4 separate regions of the Homo sapiens genome follow, and all the other regions are linked to region 4. A link is a contact called in ENCODE Hi-C or POLR2A ChIA-PET data. All regions are on one chromosome and are shown on one strand. The core of a region is the stretch at or near the end of the contact, and the rest is flanking DNA. Distances in the headings are between cores, read along the strand shown.

Region 1 (2,700 bases), core at 1-2,500, 1.2 Mb before region 4:
AGGGAGAACTGGGCAATGAGGAGAGCTTGGATAGAAATGAGGAGGGCTTGGATAGAAATGAGGAGGGCTTGGATAGAAATGAGGAGAGCTTGGATAGAAATGAGGAGGGCTTGGATAGAAATGAGGAGATTAAGCGGGCTGCCTTCCAGATAATCTCCCAAGTGATCTCAGAAGCAACCGAACAGGTGCTGGCCACCACGGTTGGCAAGGTTGCAGGTCGTGTGTGTCAGGCCAGTCAGCTCCAAGGGCAGAAGGAAGAGAGCTGTGTCCCAGTTCACCAGAAAACTGTCTTGGGCCCAGACACTGCGGAGCCTGCCACAGCAGAGGCAGCTGTTGCCCCGCCGGATGCTGGCCTCCCCTTGCCAGGCCTACCAGCAGAGGGCTCACCACCACCAAAGACCTACGTGAGCTGCCTGAAGAGCCTTCTGTCCAGCCCCACCAAGGACAGTAAGCCAAATATCTCTGCACACCACATCTCCCTGGCCTCCTGCCTGGCACTGACCACCCCCAGTGAAGAGTTGCCGGACCGGGCAGGCATCCTGGTGGAAGATGCCACCTGTGTCACCTGCATGTCAGACAGCAGCCAAAGTGTCCCTTTGGTGGCTTCTCCAGGACACTGCTCAGATTCTTTCAGCACTTCAGGGCTTGAAGACTCTTGCACAGAGACCAGCTCGAGCCCCAGGGACAAGGCCATCACCCCGCCACTGCCAGAAAGTACTGTGCCCTTCAGCAATGGGGTGCTGAAGGGGGAGTTGTCAGACTTGGGGGCTGAGGATGGATGGACCATGGATGCGGAAGCAGATCATTCAGGAGGTAGGAGGGTCTCGGGTTCGTTTAGAGGATGGGGCGCTCCCAGTATTTCTTGGAGAAAGGCTGCCAGTCTGCCTCTCCCTTCTGCTACTTGTGCAGCAAAGTCATAGTGCTCTTCAGCTCTTTATCGCAACCTGCAGAGGTCTGGACACGGCGTAGAGCTGGTGGGTAACTGAGGAGTTAGATTGCCCTGAAACCCCAAGTCATGGGAGCTGTAACTTGGTTCCTCAACCGGTGACCTTCCCCAGTGAGCCCTTCCCAAGGAACTAGCGCCAAGTTGGGCTCGCTGATTAACATTAGTGTGCCTCTTTTTCTTTGTTTAAAAAAATTATTATTATTTTGGTGCAGATGGAGTCTTCCTTTGTTGCCCAGGCTGGTCTCGCACTCCTGGGCTCAAGTGATCCTTCCGCCCTCGGCCTCCCAGAGTGCTGGGTTTATAGGTGTGAGTCACTATGCCCAGCCCATTTTTTTTTCTTTTTTAAACACTAACCTCTTTGTGTGTGCGTGTGTGTGTGTGTTTTAATGGAGAGGCCTCCTTAGCTTTACTTCCCTTGAGTGCCAGGTATGGGTGTGAGTGTTTTGAATGGTTTTTATTTCCTTTTAATCATGTGCTTGTTCCCATGTCTTCACCTGCTTTCCTTCTCCAGAAGCTCTTACAGGGTAAGTGCCCAAAGAACGGCCACAGCTTTGAATACTTGTGGGAGGCTTGAGCTTCCTGAGTTGTCGCTGTCACCTTTGCAGAAAGCCTCAGCCATTTTCTTTCTGTGCAGTTGCAGCTCCACCCCCGGGAAAGCGGGGCACTTTGATAACGAGGTGTCCTGGGTTTTTCGAGTGCTGACCCCAGCGTAGACAGTTCAGACCGCTAACTTACAGGTCAGCAGCTCCTGACCCTGCTTCTGCAGGCACCCTGGGGTGTTTTCATTTATCTCATGGAGAGAGGCCACGAATATCCCGAGTGGCTCTCTGACTTGTTTGTCCTGGAGCCATTCCCTCCCATTTCAGCTCCGGGTAGGTTGGGAATCTTTATTGGGAATTTTACCACTTTCAGCAGCATCTAGTTTGTACCACACGCTACATTTTGTCACCTCCAAGATGCTGTTAAGACACTACTGTTTTTATGTACCTTGGAAAGAAAAAAGTGCTGCCAGTCATGATTATAGAAGGCAAGATACTATATGATGCATCCTAATCTCGGGATGTTTAAATGTTTCTTAAAATACTGCATCTGAAAATGGGTGATTTTTATTTTATTTATTTTTTAAGAATAAAGGAGTTTCCCTTTGCTTACTGCCCCTCAGCTGAATTAACAAGCCCCGCAGCCTTGTCTGCCAACTCTAGATGGATAGTAGTAGCTACTCAGACCTGTTGAAGTCTTCTGAGTTTAGGCTTGAACCTAAGCCGTGGTGATGGGCAGGGAGGTTTAGGGATGGCACGTGGAAATGAGGTAATACTGTCCACGAGCATGCGGTGGGTGCCAAGCACGAGGTTAGTGCCTCGCATGTACCTTCATGTCAGCCCTGCTTTGTTTGTGAGGAAGTTGAAGCTGAGAAGGGGACCAGGGACCACCCCACTGAGGGAGCTGGAAGCTGGCCTTTGAGTGCAGCCTGCTAGAGTCCGGGTGTGGTTCTGAGCCACTGCTGGGAGCCATCGGGATGGCAGGTGTTAGCCAGTCCCATTCTGTGGGGCAGAGGCTGGATACTGTGAGTGAGCAGAGCTCCCCGCCCCCTCGCCCAGCCCCTGTCAGCCTGTTATGCTTCCCGCAGGCTAGCCAAGCAGTCTTCCCCCAGAAGGGGTACTTTTCCCTGCATGAATCCTGTTCGAAGCGCCTAGTGTTAAGGGGGGAAGTCATTTTGAAGGTGATTCTTCCTTAGCTGGGAGCAGGATCTCTTG
Region 2 (2,700 bases), core at 16-2,515, 1.3 Mb after region 4:
GAAAGGTTATTATTAATCGACAATGAATGCCGTTGATACCTTCATGCTCTTTGAAGACAGGATGCTCCGGCTTTGAAGCGCTACATTTCTACATTGCTAACCTACAGGAACCTATGTTGAGGTGGTCCCACCGAAATACACGGCTAATAGTTCATCTCTTTCCTCCAGGAACCTTCAGGTTTTTTTTTGTTTGTTTTTTTTTTGAGACGGAGTCTCGCTCTGTCGCCCAGGTTGGAGTGCAGTGGCGCGATGGAACCTTCGGGTTTTACTAAGCATCCTTACCCTAATTATCTAAATCTTTGAGACGTAAATTATTTGATGTGGCTAAAAATCCTCCTGCTAGAATTTAGGTCCAATCCTTTAATGTTCGGATACTCAAATTCTTTAACGAAACTGATCACTGAGCTAGGCCGACACAAGTCCGCCAAAATGTCCGCAGAAACGTTAAGAAAAGCTGTCATAAGGCCAGCTTGAAAGACATCATAAAAGGCCTTCGCTGTCCTTTGAGTTAATTATCTAACACCCGAAGAGAGTGCCAGTTCTAGTTAGAATCCGCGCGTCAGGTTCTCCAACAGTCAGAAGGGCTTGTGTGAGGGCAGGGAAGATTTTAAACCCCGTTTCAGGCCCCCTCCCTAGGCTGTAGGAAACCACCCACTCTGAAGCCCGGCGGGGGAGGAGTGCTGCAGCCAGCTGCCGAGGGAGCGCTCTGCGGCGAGGCCGTTTCCCTGAGTCACGGAGAGGGCGGGAGGCTGCGCCCGTCTGCCCCCGCCACGTCCTCCTGTGAGGGGCTCAGTCGAAACAGGCAGCGGTCGCAGGGAAACGAAGCGGCACCCGTCATGCCTCAAGGTGGCCCAAAAGCCTCTTCACTCCCAGGAGACGCCGCATTTCCTTAAAACGAGCTCTCCATTTCTGGCAGCAATCAGCCGACCCTTCCCCATCAGTATCACGTGCACCTGGAAGTACGTGGGTGGGACCTAAAGCGCCCACGGAAGTGACGTCGGTCGCCCCGAGTCGCATGATGTGGCAAAATGAAAAAAAAAAAGTGGGGGGAGAAAGAGAAGACTGGCGAAAGTGATGAGTCTAAAAAAGTAGTCCCTCCGGTTCCTCTGTTTCCCCCCATGTGGCGTCAGGAAGCGAGGCACCGGGCGCACTGCGCCCCGAATTCCTGCGCCCGCCGCGCGCGGCGCTCCGTGGAGGGGTACATAAGGCGGAGGGGGTGAGGCGACTGGGCGGAGTTCTGTCGCCGGGATCCTTCCGCTGGGCTCAGCCGTTTCCGGAGTCTGCGCTGCGCCCGGTTCCGCCATTGCGGCTCTCCTGGCCCCTGGAGCCTCCGCCCCCGACCCGAGCTCTTTCGTCTGCCTGCCAGTTTCCTGCGTCCCCGGAGAGGATCCTGCTGAGCCCAGCCTCCCCCCTCCCCTTCTCCTCCTCTCCCTTGGAGAGCCCGGGCAGCCACTGCCCCGCAGCCCCAGTGACAGGAGGAGACCATAACCCCCGACAGCGCCATGGCCCAGATTCTGCCAATTCGTTTTCAGGAGCATCTCCAGGTGCGGCCGGGCCCGGGCTGGTGAGGGCTGTGGAGAAGGTGGTAGGAAGGATGGAAGACGCTGGAGTCTGGGCCCGAGCAGTATCGGAGCTGGAGGGGCGGGGGGGTTGTCGGTGATTGGGGTAGGTGGAGGAGGGGGCACTATCTTGGAAAGCTTAAAATATTAAATGATGTGGGGCTTGGATGGAAAGGACAGGAGTTGGGGTGCAAAGAGCTGCAAGGACCAGGCCTGGATCCAAAGGCCTCTCGATCTTGCTTCCTGGATGGCCAGAACTGCGCGTACAAACTCTCTCCCCATTTTATTCATTTCATTCATTTGGGTAGGGGAGTGGGAGGGGGATTCTCCCTTGTTTCTACCAGAGCAAGGATTCTTATCCCCTGGGCCAGTGCGGGGCTGTCACCTTCCATTGCTCTCCTCTTTCCCTCATCGTGTCTGCACCCAGGAGTTGTGGGGCGGGTGGGTTGGGGAGGAGCAACCTTTTTTTTCCCTCCCTCTGCGGCTCTCAACTGAGAAAGGCACCTTCTCCGGTGGTGGGGGTTGGGGGTGGTGGTGAGGCGGTGGCTTTTCTCTTGCCTTCCCTGAGGCAGTAGGGACAGAAGGTCACTGAAAGAACGGAACGAGGGTAGAATGGGAGAACGCATTTCTTAGAGCTATGTCAATCTCAGAGTGTGTGCGGTCAAACTCCCTAAGGAAACTCGCCTCCCCTTCCCCCTTTTTTTATTTCTCTGGGGATGTTGTGGCTCTTAACCCCTCTTTGGTTCTGGAAGGTAGGAAAGAGTGATACAGAGGTTATCTTTTAGTCTTCTCGAGTAGTAGCAGGTAGTTTTGAATATCTTCTTCAGGATCGCATGGAATTGAACAGAGCCCTGGGGACAGCACAGCTGCTCTGAGACCTGCAGGGCTATTTGGTCTGTGACTGGCTTCCCTTTAGTAAGTTCTAGAGTTCTTCCCCATGGTTCCTTATCCTGGAGGCAACATATTGTTATCTGGCAACATGCCAGTGGCGGGCCTAGGCAGGTGACCATTGGAAGGCTTCACTGAATTAAACCTCTTCAGAGCTTTTGATTTTCCTGTGTCACCAATCCTGTTTTTTACTGTAGCTTAAATAATTTATTCCTATTAATTTGCTTTCTTCCCAAATATCCCCTTAAAGAAA
Region 3 (2,700 bases), core at 1-2,500, 1.1 Mb before region 4:
GAAACTTTCATGCGATGCCTTTGGAAGGCTACAGACATTGTCTTTTTGGAGTTTTCAGTGCATGAAGGTATGAAACCGCATTTATTAAGCACCTACTGTATGCCAGAACCCGTGCTGCACAATACTACTGCTGCTAAGGTGGGAGTGATTCTGAAGCCTTCTGCCACCCTAGCTACCTCTGCAGGTCGTGAGGGGTCTTGGGCTATTTCAGTATCATGCACTTTACTATCCTGGCATACAAAGGCTGGGTGAGAAATAAAATATATAACGAACGGATTACACAGGGGTTTCCTGAAATAACCACCCTTCCCATCCATCCCAGAGACACCCCAAAAGTACTTCTCGTTATATACAAACATTTGCTTTGAACCTCAATCATGTGACCTTGACTCCTATAACCTATCTTATTACATTTTTAAAACACTGTATGATTAACGCGGAAACCCTTTCTTCGGCACTTTCTCGCCACTGGAATCGCGTCAGTTTCTCAAAGTTCCAAAATAACCTTTCCCGGGCACGGATTGGTACCTCTACTGGGGAAGGGCGGGGAACCGCGCAAGACGTGCCGGTGTGGAGCCAGAGCCAGAGAGAACTTCCAGCGCAAAAGGAAAATAAAACTTGTGGCTGGTGTTTGTGCAGGAGGGTCTCCGCCATCCTGAAGCCCCCCGATCCTGGGGCGTCTCGGGGGCCGCCAAAGGAGCGCCAGGGTGTGGGTTTGCTCCCGACGTCCTTGACCTAAATTTCTGAGCGGTGGCTGGAAACAGGGCACAGCGGAGGGCGGGCGGCTGGTGCCATTCCCGGATCTCGGCGGCAGGGGCCGGCAAACTTGAATGGAGAGGGCGAACTAGAGAGGGTGGGGGGCGTCTTCTCCCAGGTCCGGGTGAGGAGCCGCAGCAAGCTCCCCGCGCCTCCCCTCCCCCGATCCACCCGCCCCCCGCAGCCCATGTGATCCAGGGAAGTCGGGGTGCGCTCCCCCTCGCCCTGCGCCCTGCCGGCCCGGAGGCGGGGTCCCCTCCGCCCGCGGGGTTCGCGCGCCACCCTTGTGGGTCCGGCCGTGGGGGGCCGAGTGTGCGCGCGCGGGCAGGCGGGGGCCGCACGGGGGTGCGTGACGTCACCGGCATTGGTTACACGACGTTCTAGAACTCCGCCCCACGTGCGCCGGGGAGGAGGGGGAGGAGGAGGAGGAGATGGGGGTGGGGAGGAGGAGGGGGAGAGGTGGGGATGGGCCGGGGGGGCGGGGACGGGGGGGTGTGCGAGGCAGCGGGGCTGAGCTAAGCCGAGCCCACGTGTGACGGCTCTCGCCGCTGCCCCGGCTCCGCCGCTCGCAGAGAGATTCGGAGGAGCCCGGGCGGGGGGGAGGAGGAGGGGGAGGAGGGAGCGGAGATCTCGGGGCTCGGAGCCGGCCGCCGCTCCGCTCCGATCGCTGTGGGGCTTGGTTTTTTGGGGGTGGGGGGGCGGGGGGGCTCAGATATGGAGGCAAATGGGAGCCAAGGCACCTCGGGCAGCGCCAACGACTCCCAGCACGACCCCGGGTAAGTTTCCAGCCGCTGCCCACCGCGCCGCCTTGGGCTCGCTCTCCTTGCAGCGGCGGGGACGGCGGTGCGCGGAGCCGGGCATCTCCCGCGCCCCCCCGCCTCTCCCGCGCGCCCCCCCCGTGGAAGTTACACACCTTTGGATTGCATTTCGCCGTCACCTTCTCCCCCACCCCACCTCCCGGCTCTCGCTCGCTCGCTCCCCCCCGCTTTCCTTTTAGCTTTTGTAAGTTACACGTCAAAATGGCCGATCTGACATCGGTGCTCACTTCTGTTATGTTTTCTCCCTCTAGTAAAATGTTTATCGGTGGACTGAGCTGGCAGACCTCACCAGGTAAGGGAGGGAGGGGGGGACGCCTGGGTCCCCCCCTTCTTGGCTTCTTTATTGCTCTTTGTTATCCCGGTGTAGGAGCCCCCCCCCCCCCGCCATTGGCTCCCCACTTCTCCTGTGCAAGGTTATTTTTTTTAAATAGCAAATCCTTTCTGAGCCCTCTATGCGACCTCTGTTGCCGAATTTCCCCCGCGTGTGCAAAAAATGCAAAAACAAAACAGAATAACAACAGAAAACTACTTTTGGATTTTGTCCTTGATCAAAATTTGCATTGCTTTTTTTTTCCACACCTTCTCTCCCCCCCCCATCTCTCTCTTTCTCTCTCTACAGATAGCCTTAGAGACTATTTTAGCAAATTTGGAGAAATTAGAGAATGTATGGTCATGAGAGATCCCACTACGAAACGCTCCAGGTAAACCATTCCCTTCTGGATTTTGTCTTTATTTTAGAACAAAGTTTAAGTTTTATTTTTGGAGGTGTCTTCGGAAGTAGCTAAGCGGATTAGAATGGGGCTCAGGCGCGTGGCTGATCTCGAACGGCGCTCTATACCACCCCCACCGCCCCCTAGTAACCCCAGAGGTTATTGTTAATTGGAGCTGAACTCTGGATACAGAGATACCCATCTCTCTGCTTTTAAGTCATTTTCCCGTCGCTTCTTTTTCTCTGTTTAAAATGACATTCAGCTTCATTTACTTTCGCATAGTTTTTTTTTTTCTTTTGATCTTAATGTGTGTTTCCCCCACACTCCCAGCTCCCCAAACTCTTAAGATCCCTCTTAGAAAGATGGTGGTAAATCTCTTCTAAGTGCCGGGCTTTCTTCGGAATAAAACAAAGCGT
Region 4 (2,700 bases), core at 65-2,564:
TACTACACCTCCCTTCCCTTCATTTTCAAAAAAAATTTTCATGCATTTAACAAACATTATTAAGATTACATTCTTTCTTCTCATGTTAAGTCTTTGAAATCTGGGGTATATTTTATACTTAAAAGCATGTCTTAATTTGGACTAGACACATTTCAAGTGCTCAGTAGCTACACGTGGATAGTGGTCACTGTATTAGATGCATAGCACTAGTATGTCCCAAAATAACTGTTGAGGCTGGACACAGTGGCTTACACCTATAATCCCAGCACTCTGGGAGGTTGAAGTCAGAGGATCATTCCACGCTGCAGTGAGCTATGATCATGCCACTGCACTCCAGCCTGAGCCACAGAGCAAAACCCTGATTCAAAAAAAAAAAAAAAAAAAAAAACCCACACAAAATAACCCCCAAAAACGAATGGCTGGGCCCAACTAGGATTAACACTTGCCCTGCATTTACTTCTCTGGGTGCAGGTTGGGTAATGCAGAAGTGAATGATGGAAACTGAAGCGGCTTACCCATCAAAGGAAGAGCTAGTGCAGTCATATACCATCTCTCGGTTACCCTTCATTTGTAGATATGCATCACAATTGTCACAACCATCATATTCAAACTGGTCTATAGTCTGGGAGTGAAAGAAAAATAAAGGAAAAGGAGAGATAAGCATGAACAAGACCAAGAGAAAAAGTAGCTTTCTCAATACTTCGACCTGCTCAATTTCTTGTTTCCCTATGTTGACTGTGTATCCTAAGGTTCCCCACCTACTACTCTCAAAGCTTCATTCCTAAGTCCCACCCTCCCACTCCTTCCTCTCTCGTTCCCAATTCCGTTTTATCTATTCCTTTCTCTAGTCTACTCAGGGTCAGGCATCCTTTCCGACTACTCACTCAGCAGCGGATCCCCACCCGCCTCTGACTCCCAGTGTCTTTCGGCTCCAACGTAAGTTCACCGAACGTCTAAGAGCTGAGGATTCAAAGGCATGTAAGACCGCCCCTGCCCTCAGCTGCAAGACCTGTCCGCGATCCTACGAGGTAAACGATGGCCTCCTTCGGCTTCTCACTCCCCCTGCCACCTCTGAGTTCTGAGACTTAACTTTTCTCTTTACTGTCCCACAGCCCCATTCCGCCCTCTTTCCCCGACCTTGGTCCCCCATGGGCCCTACAACCAGGTCCCCGACTGACACCTTGACCAGCGAACACAGCAAACAGGCCCGCAGATGCCGCAGGTCCTTCGGCACCGTCTCCAGGGCCATCTTCGCCGATGGGAAGAACAACAGGGAGATAGACGACCACAGCCTGTGCACCCGCAGGAAGTAAATAGCTCGTTACCCAGAATGCCCACCACTTCCGGCGCTTAGACTTCCTCTTCCGGTGTGGGCGGACGCCAGCTCCGCCCCTACCCCCGCCAGAGGAGATGGTTTCTCCCGCCAGCAGGCGGGGAGGCTGGGCGGCCGGCCGCCACCTGGGCCGGAGCGCGTCGCAGCCACCTGAGCCCGCCGAGGGCGCGGCGGAGGCTGTGTGGGGTAGTCAGCGGGCCCCCGGGGCGGGGGGGCGGCTGCGCTTGCGCGGGAGTGTGTCGGGCTGAGCCGCAGCGCCGAGACGCGGGCTGTTTGATCTGGGCTGGTGGCCCTGGGCGTCGGTCCTGTTCCCCGATGGTAACCCGAAGTTTGTTTTTTTTTGTTTTGTCTCCCCGTTTTAGAAGCATTGGGGGCAGTGAATCCACTGTCTCCCTCTGGATTGTCTCTGCAGAGACCGAGAAGAAATCCAGGGACAGCCCCACCCCTCCTTCCTAACTGCGAGAGCGCTATAGGGTTTCCACTTGCTTCCCACAGGAATGCTGGCCTGGGAGCTACGGCGGAAAAAAATGCGTATTTATCTTTTAAAACTCCGTCTGTTTGCTCGTTCCGGCTGATAATTTATACTTTGCGCAGTTCTTAGCGCTTAGACACGGTTCCTTTACTAAAGACCATTTGTAGGAGATTAGGTGTCCTTTTTTTCCCTTTCATTTCACCGTCTAGGAAGCGAAATGCCTTGTTCTATAGGCACTAAACCACCACCCCTACCAAACCTTTCTCGGGGAAGCAGAAGGGGAACTTGTGCCTTGTGAGGAAGCGACAAAGGCCCCTTCTGGCCCTGGAGACTTCACGCCAATGGAGCACCAGCTCTCTGTCCTCGCAATAGCCCGAGTGCAGGCAGAACGCAGTCATTTGTGTTTATCTGAGAGGAGCTTTGGGATATAAATAGTTTCAGGCCCCGCTGCGCTGTCATTCCAGCCCAGCCTCCTGATTGAGCTGCTTCCGGGCGGGCTTTCTTCTTGTTGGCGGTCCCATGCTGTGTTCAGATGGGCTCTGTGACAGGTTTGGATGTTTTCTATCACTGAATAAAACTTTCCACTTTGGAACATATTTTCTACACTCTATTATCTCATGTAAGTCCTGCAACAACTATTAAGTAGGCCCATTTTATGGACTGAAAAAGCGAGGCACAGAGTATTTGCCCAAGGTCTGAGTCACTGAAGTATGATAATGTGTGAAGTGAACAGTATAATAATAATGACTGAAGCACAGTAAGAATCCAGTCATGCTTTCTCCTTCCCTGATCTCACTAAGCCACACTTTTAGGGGCTTACAAACCAGTTCTTATTGCCAAGCCCTCTACTCTACCCTATCCTTTCATGAATCGGAGCCTAGCCTCTGATAACATA

Evidence for each region. A loop is a pair of places that touch in the nucleus more often than their neighbours do. ChIA-PET counts read pairs that join two places held with the same protein, here RNA polymerase II (POLR2A). Pooled maps may share reads with other maps.
Region 1: POLR2A ChIA-PET joins it to region 4 with 10 read pairs in Panc1. The contact joins the enhancer-like site here to the promoter of SUPT4H1 in region 4. POLR2A ChIA-PET finds 5 or more read pairs at or near these places in 3 of 52 experiments (A673, IMR-90 and Panc1).
Region 2: a loop to region 4 is called in a pooled map of gastrocnemius medialis, with 12 times the contacts of the local background. The contact joins the promoter of CLTC here to the promoter of SUPT4H1 in region 4. A Hi-C loop is called at or near these places in 1 of 37 single-sample maps with no recorded cell type and 7 of 50 pooled maps.
Region 3: a map of CD8-positive, alpha-beta T cell shows a loop between it and region 4 (4-fold over the local background). The contact joins the promoter of MSI2 here to the promoter of SUPT4H1 in region 4. A Hi-C loop is called at or near these places in 1 of 168 maps with a recorded cell type or tissue (CD8-positive, alpha-beta T cell) and 7 of 50 pooled maps. POLR2A ChIA-PET finds 5 or more read pairs at or near these places in 1 of 52 experiments (T-cell).

What each region holds. Positions count from the first base shown.
Region 1 is chr17:57,106,366-57,109,065 of GRCh38, forward strand. AKAP1 (A-kinase anchoring protein 1) reads left to right here. Exons shown (of 11, transcript NM_003488.4): 2 at 1-813. Among named protein-coding and RNA genes, the nearest start is that of AKAP1, 22 kb to the left of the region's middle. RefSeq lists an enhancer at 2,504-2,700. Within about 2 kb of position 1,251, at least 18 of the 41 ENCODE cell types and tissues checked have a DNase peak (open chromatin) inside an H3K27ac peak, as active enhancers do; they include Panc1, where a contact is called at or near this core.
Region 2 is chr17:59,618,630-59,621,329 of GRCh38, forward strand. It overlaps CLTC (clathrin heavy chain), which reads left to right and starts at 1,266. Exons shown (of 32, transcript NM_004859.4): 1 at 1,266-1,544. The coding sequence starts at 1,503. RefSeq lists enhancers at 1-512, 350-399, 410-529, 980-1,329, 1,059-1,353.
Region 3 is chr17:57,255,273-57,257,972 of GRCh38, forward strand. MSI2 (musashi RNA binding protein 2) reads left to right here and starts at 1,251. Exons shown (of 14, transcript NM_138962.4): 1 at 1,251-1,532; 2 at 1,826-1,866; 3 at 2,194-2,275. The coding sequence starts at 1,471. It overlaps LOC101927510 (a long non-coding RNA gene), which reads right to left and starts at 1,724. Exons shown (of 3, transcript XR_007065860.1): 1 at 1,670-1,724. RefSeq lists a silencer at 806-1,435.
Region 4 is chr17:58,350,887-58,353,586 of GRCh38, forward strand. It overlaps SUPT4H1 (SPT4 homolog, DSIF elongation factor subunit), which reads right to left and starts at 1,315. Exons shown (of 5, transcript NM_003168.3): 1 at 1,181-1,315; 2 at 516-622. The coding sequence starts at 1,249. TSPOAP1-AS1 (TSPOAP1, SUPT4H1 and RNF43 antisense RNA 1) reads left to right here. Exons shown (of 5, transcript NR_038410.1): 4 at 858-1,028; 5 at 1,113-2,700. It also overlaps a transcript of RNF43 not described here. RefSeq lists silencers at 889-998, 1,279-1,708 and an enhancer at 2,096-2,631.